Regions from separate parts of the Homo sapiens genome. Here region 2 is linked to region 1. Evidence: chromatin contacts called from ENCODE Hi-C data. All regions are on one chromosome and are shown on one strand. The core of a region is the stretch at or near the end of the contact, and the rest is flanking DNA. Distances in the headings are between cores, read along the strand shown.

The links. Hi-C counts contacts between places; a loop is a spot of excess contacts on that map. Pooled maps may share reads with other maps.
Region 2: a map of heart right ventricle shows a loop between it and region 1 (5-fold over the local background). The contact joins two enhancer-like sites. A Hi-C loop is called at or near these places in 16 of 168 maps with a recorded cell type or tissue (Right ventricle myocardium inferior, chondrocyte, heart left ventricle and 4 more) and 22 of 50 pooled maps.

The regions. Positions count from the first base shown.
Region 1 is chr2:65,725,223-65,732,507 of GRCh38, forward strand. LOC105369167 (a long non-coding RNA gene) reads left to right here and starts at 110. Exons shown (of 3, transcript XR_940196.2): 1 at 110-543; 2 at 1,358-1,400. Within about 2 kb of position 3,754, at least 3 of the 41 ENCODE cell types and tissues checked have a DNase peak (open chromatin) inside an H3K27ac peak, as active enhancers do.
Region 2 is chr2:67,833,058-67,840,342 of GRCh38, forward strand. No RefSeq gene overlaps it. Among named protein-coding and RNA genes, the nearest start is that of LINC01812, 11 kb to the left of the region's middle. Within about 2 kb of position 3,999, at least 2 of the 41 ENCODE cell types and tissues checked have a DNase peak (open chromatin) inside an H3K27ac peak, as active enhancers do.

The DNA of each region.
Region 1 (7,285 bases), core at 2,504-5,003:
GATATTGTAATACAATGAGAAATATATTTTTAGTCTTTGTCTCTAGTTCCTGAAAGAGAGCTCCTGAAACTCTTGTGCTTTCCTGAGTGATAGGGGTGAAAGGAGCATCTTTTGTTATTCATGATAAGCCATTTTCAAACATACCTGAGTTATATAATGCTAATAATGCTAATAAGGTAACTCTTGGTGAGCCTCAAGATAATCTCGGAATGGGGGCTGGTTGCTAGAGGAACCAATCACTTGATTAGAGAATTGGAATTTTCAGTCCCTCACCCTGACTTCTGGAGAGGGAGAGGGATGGAGATTGAATTCAATCACCAATGGCCAATGATTTAATCAACCATGCCTGTGTCATGGAACACAGGAAACCTAAACAACATAAAAATCCTTAACAACAGGGTTTGGTGAGCTTCTGGATTGGTGAACACATTGAGGTGGTAGAAGGCTAGAGTTCAGGAGATGACATGGGAAGACATGGAAGCTTTGTGTCCCTTCCCATATACCTTGCTCTCTGCATCTCTTCCATTTGGCTCCTCCTGAGTTGTATCCTTTTGTAAAAAACCAGTATTAGTCACTAAACTGCTTTCCTGAATCCTATGAGCTGTTCTTTCAATTTATCAAACCTGAGAAGGGTTCAAAAAAACCCCCAGCTTATAGCTGGTTGGTCAGAAGTATGGGAAGCTTGGGACTTGTGATTAGCATCTGATATGGGGGCTGTCTTATGGGACTGAGGCCTTGTGGGATCTGATGCTAACTCCACATAGATAGCATTAGAAAATGGAATTAAATTGTAGGATTGAATTAAATTGTAGTTGGTGTCTGGGGAGTTGAAAATTAGTTGTTGGTGTGGAAAAACCCACACACTTGGCGTCAGAAGTGTTGTGAGTATAAACAGATTGTAGTAACATGGTACAGCCAGACTAAAACCCAGGCTGTCTGAACACAGTATGTTTCTAATAACTGCTGTAGTCCTCTATCTGACCTCCTTCAAAGTGTATTCAGTTTTGACGTATCTTTTTTCTTCCGGTGGTAGTGAGGGTTCTAATATTTCTGAATAAAGAGGTAATATGTTTGTGCAGCCTGAAGGAGGCCAGAACTACAGCTTAACTGTTGTGAGACCCTGTGGACTTCAGATTTCAGAATCTTGCCTTGTGGAAGATCATGGTTCAGTTTGAGGACTCTGATGTTTTTATTTTATTAGGTATTCCAAATGCACTACTGTTTTTTTCCCCTAGAGAATATTAAATTGTGTCCATATTGTATTTTTATAAATTGTAAAATTACTTCTGTAGCCACATCATTCATTTATATCATTAATATGTGACTTACAGTTGAGTTAGTGCCTCCTTGACAACAGTGATTATTGGCGTGCCTCTCAACATCCAGCAGAATGTGGGAATGTAAGTTACTCAGCACAAATCTTTTGATTTTATTTGTTTTTATTAATTTAAAAAATTACAACAACCTGCGTTCAGTGTGGAACAAATAAAATAATGCCAAAATGCCAACAAAAAGAAAGATAAAACCTCCTATAATCACACCACTCTGTGATAGTTATATAAAAGCAATATCTGTAGAGTTTTGTTTATAAAAGGCTGTGATTCAAGAATTTTATACCCAGCCAGGTTGTCTTTTATGTGTGAAAGTGACAGAAATATATTCTCTGTAGACCACGTTTCAAAAAAATTATATGATAGGCAATTTTCCTGGGCAAGATTTAACATGAATCTCTGTTGAAAAAATGCTTGAAGATAAATTCCAGGTGACCAAGGATGATAGATGCTAGAGTGAAGGATTAAAATAGGAAAGCTAGAGTATAAAAAAGGTTGGGAGTAAACACTGAAGCCAGTTAATGTATATTTATTTATATATCTAGATAATTATAAATATTAGAGACTATATATAAATGCTTTAATTTCTCTTTATTAAAATAAAAGCAAATATAAAAATATCACCTAGAAGATAATATAGTACAATAATAATTATGTGGTAATCTGAATCTATACCTCCAGCTAGCATCATCAAAATCTAAGATGGAAGCTCTGGGAATGGGTAGGGTGAAGGAATGGGTGGAAACAGTATGAGTGGAAATGAGGGCTGGGATGGATTTCAAGGCATCTGACTTGGACTACTAATCATTTGAAACTGGGGTTTGTTTATGCCCTGAAAATGAAATGTTATTAGTCAAGTGAGGATGATTATTATTTTAGGTAATGCTATTCCTTAAAATATTTAGCTAAGTGACTTCATGGCTTTTAGGCAATTACATAATTTCTGCATTTTGTTTGTTTTTGAGCCTGGTTGTCTCTGAGTTCCTGTTTTGGTGCTAATCTTCAGTGTGTGTTTCTGAAAGTAACCATGATGACAGGAAGCATATTTTTCTGTATGCCTATGACTGGTGTCTGACTACCCTACTGGTACTAGAGATTAAAAGACACTTTCCTGTAATTAATATTTTCCCCTGTGTTTTGTCTGAAAGTCGTTAAGTTGAAGCTGGAATTATAGATGTGTGTACATCTCTCTTTAAGGAAACACACAAAACAAATGGGAATTTACCAAATGATATCATTCTCCACTGACTGGATTTATATATGACACTTCTTGAATGTACTTTTCTCATAATGTGGGGGCACACCTGCATTGGAAATAGCTTCTTTGAGAAATGTTAGATGTTGCAATTTGGTAATATCTTAAGTGTGAATTTGTGTGTGTGTGTGGGGGCAGGGGGGAAGGGAGGATAAGGAAGGATTCACAGTGTTCAGAAGAGGACTGATGAGGCTCCCTCCATGAGCAGGCTAGTAGCGCAAAGCCTAATCAACACTTCTGTGAGGAAGTTAGCAGCCTTCCTTCTGACCTGACTGCTTCCGCTTCTGGTGGTGGCAGCGCTGTCAAGCCTCATTACTGGAAAGTTCATCTTGTTAAATTTCCACTTAGAGCAGGGGATGTGTTAGAAGATAGCTCAGACTCTGTGGCCATTATGACATCAAACTCAGACAGTGACATTCCAAGTGGTAGTCAAGGAGTTTTGTTTCTAGCTTCATTGAAAAATGTGAACATTGGCTGGGCACGGTGGCTCACACCTGTAATCCCAGCACTTTGGGAGGCCGAGGTGGCTGGATCATTTGAGGTCAGGAGTTTGAGACCAGCCTGGCCAACATGGTAAAACCCTGTTTCCACTAAAAATAACAAAAACAATTTAGCTGGGCATGGTGGTACATGCCTGTATCCCAGCTACTTGGGAGGCTGAGGCAGGAGAATTGCTTGAACCTGGAAGGTGGAGGTTGAAGTGAGCTGAGATCGCACCACTGTACTCCAGCCTGGGCAGTGGAGTGAGACTTCTTCTCAAAAAAAGAAAGAAAAAAAAAAGAAATGTGAACATTAATAAACAACTTAAGAAGTCACTGTATCTGCATACTACTGGATTAGATTTAACAGACGCAATCTTGGCTGAATAATGAAAGGAGTTTGGCATGAGTTCCAGTGTCAAAGCAGAAGTAAAAGCAAAACCAGTGATGGGCATAGGCTTGAAATATAATATATTAATACACTCACCAGGTAGTGCTGCATTAATAAATAAACTCAGAAATCTTAGGGAGTGAAGGCAACAAAGGCTTATTTCTTGCTTGCATAAAGTCCTATATGGGTTAGGCGATTCTCTGGGCAGCACTCCCTCTGTCTTGTTATGCTGCCATCTCAACAGGTGGCCTCCAGGGTTGCCAAGGCAAAGGACTAGAGGTCACTTCCTTATGCTGTGGCCCAGGAGAAACTCATATGACTTCTGCATACATTTCACTGGCTATGACTAGTCACATAGTCATACCTAACTGCAAGAGACCTGGGGAGTGGAGACTTCCTGAGTGACAGGAGGAGAGAAGGGTATAGGTGAGCACTAGAAGCCTTTACCACACATAGGAAGCGAGTGTGTATGGTCAGCATGGAATCGGGAATGGCCAGAGTCTGATGTTATTAATATTCAGCATGAGATTAATTTATATTGAACCTAATAATATCTTAATACATTTGTAAAAATAAATCAGCCTCTTTGGTTACCTTCCTTGGCCACTGGCCATGCCTTAGTAGGATTATCTACTATTAACATCCGGGTTCCTTATTCCAGTCTGGCCCATCTGCCTAACGTCCTGGCATCCTCCCTGCCTTGCAAGGGTCATCCCTCACTCTGTTTGTGAAACCCATAGCTGCATGGCACAGGCGGTAAGGGTGTGGTGAGACCTTACCAGGGCATGCTTCTCAACACCAGGAAGTACTTTTCTGATGTCATTGTTCTAGACATGCTGACACAGGCCCTACATAAGCAGAGAGGGCCCCCACCTTCCTCTCTGGTGAACGTCTATTGCTTCTCTGTATAGTGTTGTTGGTTGAAAGAGTGGTTTTAGGAGATAGACTGTCTAGGTCCAAATCTCGTCTCTGTCATTAGCAAAGAATGAGACCCTGAGCAAGGGACTTAACTTCACTATGCCTCAGTTTCCTCATCTGTGGATATAATAATAACACCTTCCTGTTAGAGTTGTTGTGATGATTAAGTGAGTTAATACATGAAAAGTGCTTAGAATAGTGCCTGGTGAGTGGAAAGTGATTAAAAAACATCAGCTATGATCACTCTACTTCAAGACTCAGTTCAAATGTAACTGAAACTTCCCTAAACTTGCTTCTTTTCTGGGTGCCTTCAGCACTCAGCAAATGTCTCTGTTATAACATTTATCATGGTATATAATAATTGTTAATTTACCCATTCTTCTCTCTCGTTAGACTGTGATTACTCAAGGGCAATGTACTGCTCACCATTTACTCTAGTCCTTGACAGAGTGTCTGACATAGAAAATACATTACCAAATGTTTTCTGAATTGATGGGCAGAGCCAGGGTGGTAGAAATTGCTACAATTCACCAATATACAGTTCTTTTGTCCTTCCTGTGCACAAAGCAAAGCTATGTTTCCCAGCTCCCTATGCATCTAGATGAACCACATAACTGAGTTCTGGAATGTGAGCAGAAATGATGTGTGCCACTTTTCAGGCTTGTCATAAACTCAATGCACAACCTTCCATGAGCTCCTTCTCTCCCTTTCATTCAATTGGCTGGATATGGTAGCATTTTAAGATAGAACGAGCCCAAATCTCTGAGTCACCGCTTGGAAGAGAGGGACCTAGACTTTAAAATTGTGTCAAGCTTTTGAAATCTGAACCTGTTTGTTATAGCAGTGAGTGTATTTACCTGGCTAATAAAACAAGAATCTGGACACAACATTTTTTTCTGCAGGTTTCATGGCATGATATGGCTCAATCCACAGACAAAGGCTGCTGAGCCCAGAACAGCTTATTGGACGAGCCCCTATGAGAAGCAGAAATGTATAGAAGCAAACTGAACCCAAGGAAAGATTGGTGATACTTTGGGAGGGATGACAGAGGAAGGGGAAACACACTGTCCATCCCTGTCCCAGCAAGGAGCCAGCTCCCATTCGGCAGTCCCTCTGAACATCTAGGTAGCTTCCCCCTTCTTTCTGTCCAGTTGTGAGCAGCCACCAACTATGATGCCCCTCTTCCAGCAGGCTTTGCTTTCACATCACAAAGCATCATCCTGAGAAACAATTACAGTTCTTTTTAGAGTTCTGGTTCCTTCATAGGTACCTATTGTCCTAATAAATGGAATTCCTTGGAACACAAAAGCATTTATTTCCTCTTTTAGCTAATTTAATTTTTACAGCTCTGGTGAAAAAATATTTTATGTTTTTACTCAATGTGATTTTAAGATAGCTTATTCTTGGATTCAATTTTGTTTTCATTTTCTAGAAAATCAATTTAATTCACAGAAGGTTCATTCATTTAGTGGCTTTCCTTGCACATGGTTAATGCTTAAGCATTTGATCAAGCATTCCTCTTAGCAATATCTTTACAAGGTTCAACCGGAGAAGGTGTTAGATGGGGGAAATCCTCTACATTTGGGCAAAGCCTCTTTCCTCTGGACTAATTGAAATGGAAAATCAGTCTGAATTGGTGAAATTGAATTGCAAACTATTTTTCAAGGAGATTCCTGTGTGATTTCAAGTTGCTCAAACTAAACTTAGAAAAGGGCACACTAACAAAGCTTTTTAAGTTATCTCCATCTAGCTTCCTAGTGAAGAGGCTACATTGTCTGGGTAAATACCTGGGGTTCGTCATCTCATGCCAAGAAAATTTAGGACACGGACCCACATGAGGAGTTTAGGAACGGAGATTTAATAGGCGAAAGAAAAGGAAAGGAAAACAGCTCGCTCTCTAGAGTGACAGAGAGGAGACTTCTGAGAGGAAAAGGCCAGCTGGCGGCAGATGAGCCAGGTTTTATAGTCCGGCTTGAGGAGGCGTCGTCTGATTTATGTGGGGCTCACACATTGGTTCAATCAGGTGTGACGTTTACAAAGCATGTGGGTAAGGCTGGTCACCCCACCCTAATCTTACTATGCAAATGAACATTCCCCTTGGCTGGCGGCTTCATTTTGTCTGCTCCTTAATGTACACGTGGCTGGCCAAGAAGGGAAGATGGAGCCGCCATTTTCTAGCTGCCATGTCTAGTCCCAGGTAGTTCTTTCCTGCCGGCATTCACCGTGAAAGCTCCCAGCGTGCTTGTCTATGTCTGCAGCTCAACTTCACAGGCTGCTCTTTGTTAGAAAATGATTTGGGGCAGCTTTTCATTAAAAGAAAAACGTTACCAAGGACTTCTGGACTATCTGCCTAAGTAATTTCTTCTTAACTCCTGTATCACTAGTAGTTAGAATCTATATTTGTACCTATATATATCTTACAAAATTCTCTTGGGTTCTTGAAAACTCTTTGCTCTCAAGTCCTTTAAACATTCCTCTTGTACTTTCGTTTACTAAATTATGAAGAAAGACTATTAGCAAAAGGAAGTCCCTGTCTGTATAATTGTAATTTGTGAATTATAGGCTTTTTTATTTAAAGTCGGGTGACAATTCATGCTTGGAAAGAAATTTGTTGACTAATTGATCATGAGTTTTTTTTTTTTTTTTTGAGACAGGGTCTCACTCTGCCGCCCAGGCTGGAGTGCAGCCGTGCGATCTCAGCTCACTGCAGCCTCTGCCTCCTGGGTTCAAGCAATTCTCCCGCCTTAGCCTCCTGAGTAGCTGGGACTATAGGCGCACACCACCATGCCTGTCTAAGTTTTGTATTTTTTGGTAGAGACGGGGTTTTGCCATGTTGGCCAGGCTGGTATCAAACTCCTGACCTCAAGTGATCCTCCCGCCTCAGCCTCCCAAAGTGCTGGGATTACAGGCG
Region 2 (7,285 bases), core at 2,749-5,248, 2.1 Mb after region 1:
AGAAAGAGTCAAAATTGACTCTTAGGACCCATTCCAAATTCCTGGGAAAAGAGCACATTGGCCCAATTTGGGTCAGCTCCCCACTGCTGGGCCAATTAACTATGGCAAGGAGTTAGAATTATGCTGTGTGCTCTCTTGGCAACCATGAGAATGGGAGTGGAAAGGAAAACATTCTAGAAAGATAGGTGAGCTGATCAACCAAATCCCTACAAATAGATTGGCACCACTGGCAAAATTCTTGAGCAGCCCTGGAAAAAATTGTGACATATGACTCTTCTTCATCTTCCATTATTTCTGCACCCACTCTCAGCCCACACACAAACCTCTGCCATCAAGCATCCAAGGATTTCAAGCAATCCAAAGCTGCTTTACTTTGAGACCCAATCCACGTGTACATCCCCACCCAAACTCCACCTTTTCCTTCACAACGTAGAGTTTTCAGGATTCAACTAAAGCCTCAGTTACCTCGTTGGCCCCCCAGGAACTTTGAAAATAATCTCAGCATGCAGGCCTGATGGATAAAGAGGAAGTAGTGTCCGGCATGCATGGGGGAGACAGGAGCCAGAGGTCACTCTGTGTTCAAGATATAGACATAACTCACGCCCACAGAAGACAGTCTTCACAGGGTCCTTCTCTAATGTTCCATCATTAAAATGAGTCAGCTTCTCTGTGTATGTGTCTCTGTGTTTCTTTAGATTTTTCCGCTTCTGCTCCTAAACCACTGCCCACCTCTCCTGTTTAAATTCCTGATCGACCCAATATCCCTTTGTGATCAGAGGTCAGCTTACACACTGGCTGGATTGGAGCCATGGGATCAGCCCCTGCAGTCCAGTTAGCTATGTTCAAAAGACAGAGTCATGCGCTATAAACTTTTGCTACTCCAGATTTGTTTGTGGACCAGCAGCAACCACATCACCTGAAAGCTTATTAGAAATGCAGATTCTCAGGTCCCGTGCAGAACCTACTGATTCAGAAACAACATTTTAGAAGTTCCCCTAGGTCATTTGTAGATTCATCAAAGTTTGCAAAGTGCTGGTTTAGAATACGTCCCTTCAAGCTGGAAACTGCCTGGGCTGCTTCACAAGCATGGAGCCAGGAACAGTGCTAAAATCCCTGCCTCTTGTCAAGCCCAAGTCCACTAATCCCATTGATAACGGTATTGTCTACTCCTCCTTTTAGAGCCATTTATGCCTTTTTTATAATTAAACTCTAGAAAATCACAAAATCTGCAAAAAGGGAAGGATCTATTGGTGATATTTCAGGCACTGTTAATAGGGTAAAAAAGTGAGAATTGTTTATTTGTTTTGGAAAAGTTTGTGGGGGTGTTATGTTTTGTTTTGTTTTAAAATACAGTCCTTTGCCAGCCTGGGCAACATGGCTAAATCCCATCTCTACGCAAACTACAAAAAATTAGCCAGGCATGATGGCTCAAGCCTGTGGTCCCAGCTACTCAGGAGGCTGAGGTCGGAGGATCACTTGAGCCTGGGAGGCGGAGATTGCGGTGAGCCAAGATGGCACGCCAGCACACCAGACTGGGTGAGAGAGGGAGACCTTATCTAAAAATAATAATTATAATAATACAGTCCTTTGTCATCCATTAAAGCCTCAAGAGAGGCTACTTATTCTGCTTACTAATCTGTCTCTATGTAAAAACAGTCCTGCCCAAGGAAATAGTTTGGATTTCTGCTATGATAATCAGTTTCTTTTCTTTCTTTTTTTTTTTTTTTTTTTTCCGCTCTGTCACCCAGGCTGGAGTGCAGTGGTGCAATCTCAGCTCACTGCAACCTCTGCCTCCCGGGTTCAAGCGATTCTCCTGCCTCAGCCTCCTGAGTAGCTGGAATTACAGGCACATGCCATCATGCCCAGCTAACTTTTAGATTTTTAGTAGAGACGGGGTTTCACCATGTTGGTCAGGCTGGTCTCAAACTCCTGACTTGATCCGCCCACCTCGGCCTCCCAAAGTGCTGGGATTAGAGGGATGAGCCACCGTGCCCACCCCCTGCAATCAGTTTCTTACCTTAAAACATCATTGCCAATTCCCTACCGAAAGAGTCTTCTAAGATCTTCTGTCCAACCTCCTCATTTTACAGATGTGGGAAACTAAGGCCAGAAGAGAGAGATACTGACAAAAGGTCAAAGAGGTGATTTAAGCTTCAGCTGATGCCAGATCCCAGGGATCCCGGCTTCTATTTGAGGGTTTCCTTCACTAAATAGAGCTTCCAGAGGAGAGTCACTCCTGCATGTGCGCCTGTTGGGTTGAGGCAGGAGGGCACAGGGAAGTACTTCTGAGATAACATGTTGCTGGTGAGAAGTGGAGACAAATATTTGCCAAATTTTGGATGAGGACCTGGAATCCAAGAGTCTGCCCCACACGCAGTCTTTCGTAATATGGATGCCACAGGACCTTCCAGAACATTCTGAAAAAGCTTTTAAGGAAACAGCAACTACAAAACATGAAAATAACTGCCCCCAGCTGCTCTTGGGGTCACTGTATTCTGACTGCAGCTGTGGAGAATTGTTGAATTCCATTCTTCATGTTGCCCTAAAAGCATTTCAAAGAGATTCAGAGAAAGCTGGGTGCACTTTGGTAAACTGAAAACTATTTGTGACAAACCAACCATCACCATCTCTCCACATTTACCATCAGAAAGAGGCAGGGGCCATAGGGGCAGAAGGCCAGACCCAAGTCAGAGAGGGACGCTCACATTTCCAGTTGCCCCTGCCTTTCTGGACAACCCTAGAATAATGCATGTCCCTTTGTGTCCTTACCAAGGATATTTTAGAAGAGAACAGAAAGATGAAAAAGCTGCAAACATTTCTGTTTGCCATACACCTGCTTCTCAAGAATTGTAAGAATCTGTGAAGTTAAAATAGAAAGTTCTTCCTGTGAACATTATTTCATAAATGTTAATTATGACACCGTATTTGCTTTAATACCTGCCCGCTATAATTACCTCCAAGCTGTAGACATTTGTTAAGAATCATTGTTATTTGACTACTTTTTCTGATTATTCAGTCTTCTTATGTGGAAATATTAATATTACTGCAATCCTTCCTCATATTTGTAGAATGCATTTCTTGGAAGAGGAGAGTAGTGAGGAAGAAAGGAAGATGATAATGTTTAACAACAAAAAAGCCAGAATTTATTACTCCATTAATATCAAGTTCAAAACTAGGCAAGACAAAAGTGTAATGTTTAGGGCTGACTGCTAAGGTGACAAGCCAGGAAGTGATTGCCACAAAGCTCAGGAGAGGGGTTAATTTTCCAGGGAGCTGGAGAGGACAGTGATAGGTAGAAGCATGAGGCAGTAAATGAAACTTTGAAGTACAGGTCATGTTCTATTTCTTGACCTGGGTGGCAGTTATGTGAGCATTTATTTTGTGGTCCATTTTTGAATAATGAGATTTTGGTTTGTGCACCTTTTCATTTGTTAGTTTATTTCACAATAAATACCATTAAAAAAATGGAAGGATATATCTCAGCCACTAGCCCCTTCTCTTATATGAAACCATATTTGATCGTTTCCCCTGTCAAGTTCCCAGTGAAAGGGACAACTCAAAGAAAGGCATTCTGATGCCTATTTGCACAAGCTAGTCTCATGAAGTGCCCCCCAAGTATTTTTTAAAGCAAGAAGACCCTTCAAAGAGACACTTATAAGGAGGTAGCAGTATATAAAACACACAAGTGGAGCTATGCTGTTATAATCAATTGCAGGCCTGGGCCCACCCATCCTGGTTCCTCTTCCAACTCTACTGTATCCCCAAAGGCATTTTTGTGGGCTCTCTTGGGTTCTTTAGAATACAGTTTAAAACCCCAGATCTAATGAATACCCAGTCGTTACCTACAAATAACCTAGAGGCCAGGAAAGCAGTCAGGGGAACTGGGACACGGGACAGATAAGTCTTAATGTGAGAATTAAGGTCAGGAACATTTATGTGTCAGGTGGTGAGGGACTTGGTGTGGGACTCAGAGCAGCTGGAGAGCACTGGGTGCCAGCCACTGGGTGAGGGCTGGTGTGCTGAACAGAGACCAATGCCTGAGTCTAAGCTGTGCAAATGAGCGTGAAAATGTGTCCAGTCAGTTAAAGTGAACACAGCTCCCAGAGGTCCCTGAGGAGTCCTGCTAATGGTGGGCGTGGCAGGCACCACAGAAGGCCTATAGGGAAAAACTTGGGGTCACGCAGACCTTTTTGTAGCTTTCAAATAACAAGTAAACAATGTCCGTCCCATGTCCCAGTGAAACTGAAAAAACAAAATAGCTGTGATTTTTCAGTAGGGCACGTCCTAGAGAAGAAGCTCTGCCGTTACAAGGTCGACACTCTCCTTCCCTCCCCTCTCCTTTACTGAAATGAAACTAAGAGAGATTTTTTTAAATGTATTAAGTGGTCCTCTACCATTCTCCAAGCAGAAGAGAAAGAGGGATGTTTCACGTCGGCCTTTGTTTCAGTCTGTTCAGGCTGCTACAGCAAAATACCATAGACTGGGTAGCTTCTACACAACAGAAATTTCTCATAGTTTTGGAGGCTGGAAGTCCAAGATCAAGGTGCCAGCATTTCTGGTGTCTATGAGGCCCATTTCCTGGTTCTCTCTGTGCCTTCACATGGTAGAAGGAGTGAGCTAGCACTCTGGGGTCTCTTTTATAAGGGGACTAATCCCATTCATGTGGGCTCTACCCTCAGGACCTAATTATCTCCCAATGGCCTCAGGACCTAATTATCTCCCAACGGGCCTCAGCACCTTATACCATTACATTGGGGGTTAAGATTTCAACATATGAATTTGAGAGAGACACAGACATTCACACCACAGCAATCTTTAAGCTAGAAGGCTTTTCAAACCAGATATCTCCACACTGAAAATTCTTGTTGCTTTGGGCTGGGCTCAGTTTTGTTTTGTTTGGATTTTCTCAAATCAAGAAAGGCCAAGCAGGAAAAGGTGAGCACACCTGCTCAGCTCTCCAGATCACAGGCAAGCATTTTTCCAGTCCATCCATCCCCAACCCCACACCACCCAACCAGTACACCTCTAATCAGCTCTGAGGGCGGGTGCTCTTCTCCACCTGCTAATAACTTCTGGTGGCTGAATGTAGGGTGGGCCCATGTACAGTATTTGGAAAACATAAGTGCTCAATAAATATTATGTAGCAGTAGTAACAGTAGTAGGAGTGGTATTTGTAAGGAGCCATTGAACTGCTAAGCTTCCCTGGAGCCCTCCAGCCTGCCCTATTAACAATGAGAATATGGGTAGGAATTGCTGCAATCCCTGGGAAACACAGTATTGAGAGCAGAGGACTTACTAAATCTGTAAGTAAATCACATGGTATTTGAGGATCCATAAAGTGTTACAGTTGATAAGTACCATGCTGGCCTCTGTCTGATGTGAAGCCAGTTAGGAATCAGAAGCCCCTGACCGGGTGCAGTGGCTCATGCCTGTAATCCCAGCATTTTGGGAAGCTAGGTAGGCAGATCATTTGAGGTTAGGAGTTCAAGACCAGCCTGGGCAACATGGCGAAACCCCGTCTCTACTAAAAACACAAAAATTAGCCAGGTGTGGTGGCGGGTGCCTGTAATCCCAGCTACTGGGGAGGCTGAGGCAGGAGAATCTCCTGAACCTGAGAGGCCAGTGTTGCAGTGAGCCAAGATGACACCACTGCACTCCAGCCTGGGTGACACAGTGAGACTCTGTCTCAAAGAATAAAAAATAACCAATGTCCCCACATAACTTTTACTTATATAGGTTATATCCATCATCTTTCCCATGTTAGAAATAAATAGGAAGAAATATTTTAAGTATTTATTTGAAAATAATAGGCCCATTCATATTAGTATATATAGCATTTTTATAAAAATAACTATATTTACCAAAATAAAATAAATTAGTGAGACTAGTAGGCCCATTCCCACCAGGAACCAGCAGCATGGACTCTCTAACCAGAAACCTAAAGCTAGGCCTGGTTTTCCTATTTGCCTTTTAGCCTGAAGATCATAAAGGTGTCTATCTTCTTACTTGATCATTTTTCCAGTTTATTTATTTTTTCTTCTTTCTGTTACAATTCCCCAGATCACCCCCCGCCCCCAAACAATACTATTAGCAATCCCTTAGTGAACCTTGCCTAAAATAGTACATGATTAAATAGATGGATGGATAGATAGGTGCTAGATAGATACATAGATAATAGATACATAGATGATAGGTGGAGAGAGATGATACACACATACATGCATACATATATGCATACATAGACAATAGGTTGATAAATTTATTTTTACCTAAATGGGGGCATGCTATGCATACTGGCCTGCCCCATTGCTTTTTATCCTTAACAATGTATCTTGGAGATTATGTCATAAGAGCACATGTAAATCCACCTCCCCTTTTCTCCCCCTAATTTACTTTGTGACTCATTCCCCTCCTTAGTGGAACTTCGCTAGATGAATTTCACTTACATCTTTCTCTCATACACTTCCCCTGCATCCTGATCTTCTTCCTTTTAAAGCTCATCGCACTCTGCGATGAGAAGCAGTCATGTGATGCTGACACTTGCTACATGCCAGGCAACATTTTAAGATTTTGTATTAACTCATTTAACCTTTGCAGTGATCCCATAAGGTAGATACCAGTAGGGTCTGTGACCTTCCAAGGGCCACACAGCTAGAAGTAACAGACTGGATTCAAACCCAGGCACTGTGGCACCAGAGTCCCTGCTTCTTGTCACTGTGCTATGCTTCCCTCAGTACTGCTCTGATGCAGTAAGTACTCGATGTCTTTCTCACCAGACCAGACGGTAAGGGGTTGTTGACATTGTCCACTATCAAATCCCCTAACAGGCGTTGCATAAATATTTGGAATTGAATGCCAGTAATGATACCACATTCTAGAGGCTCCCTACTATGGGTCACTGTGCTAAGCATTCCACATATATTATCTCACTTAACCCAGCAACTCCAGGAAATCCTTTACCCATAATTATCCAAATCTTACAGATGAGGAAAATGAAGAGGTATTATACCTAGTAAATTAGAGAGGCAGAGTTGAACCCAGGTCCATTTGAATTTAAAGCATGCACTTAACCTCTACACCAGACCAGCCACTCTCTCTGAGAGCCACCAACATCCTCCCCTCCTGGAATCCCACCTTCACAGGATGCTGAACACCCAGAACCAGCTCTAGAGCAAAAGCTCCTGCAGCAAACTTGCTACAGTTCCTACTATTCTAGAAAAAAAGGTGCCAAAGTTGTTATTATTATTAAAGAAGTGTCTCTCCCTACCCAGAGCTGCATTAGCAC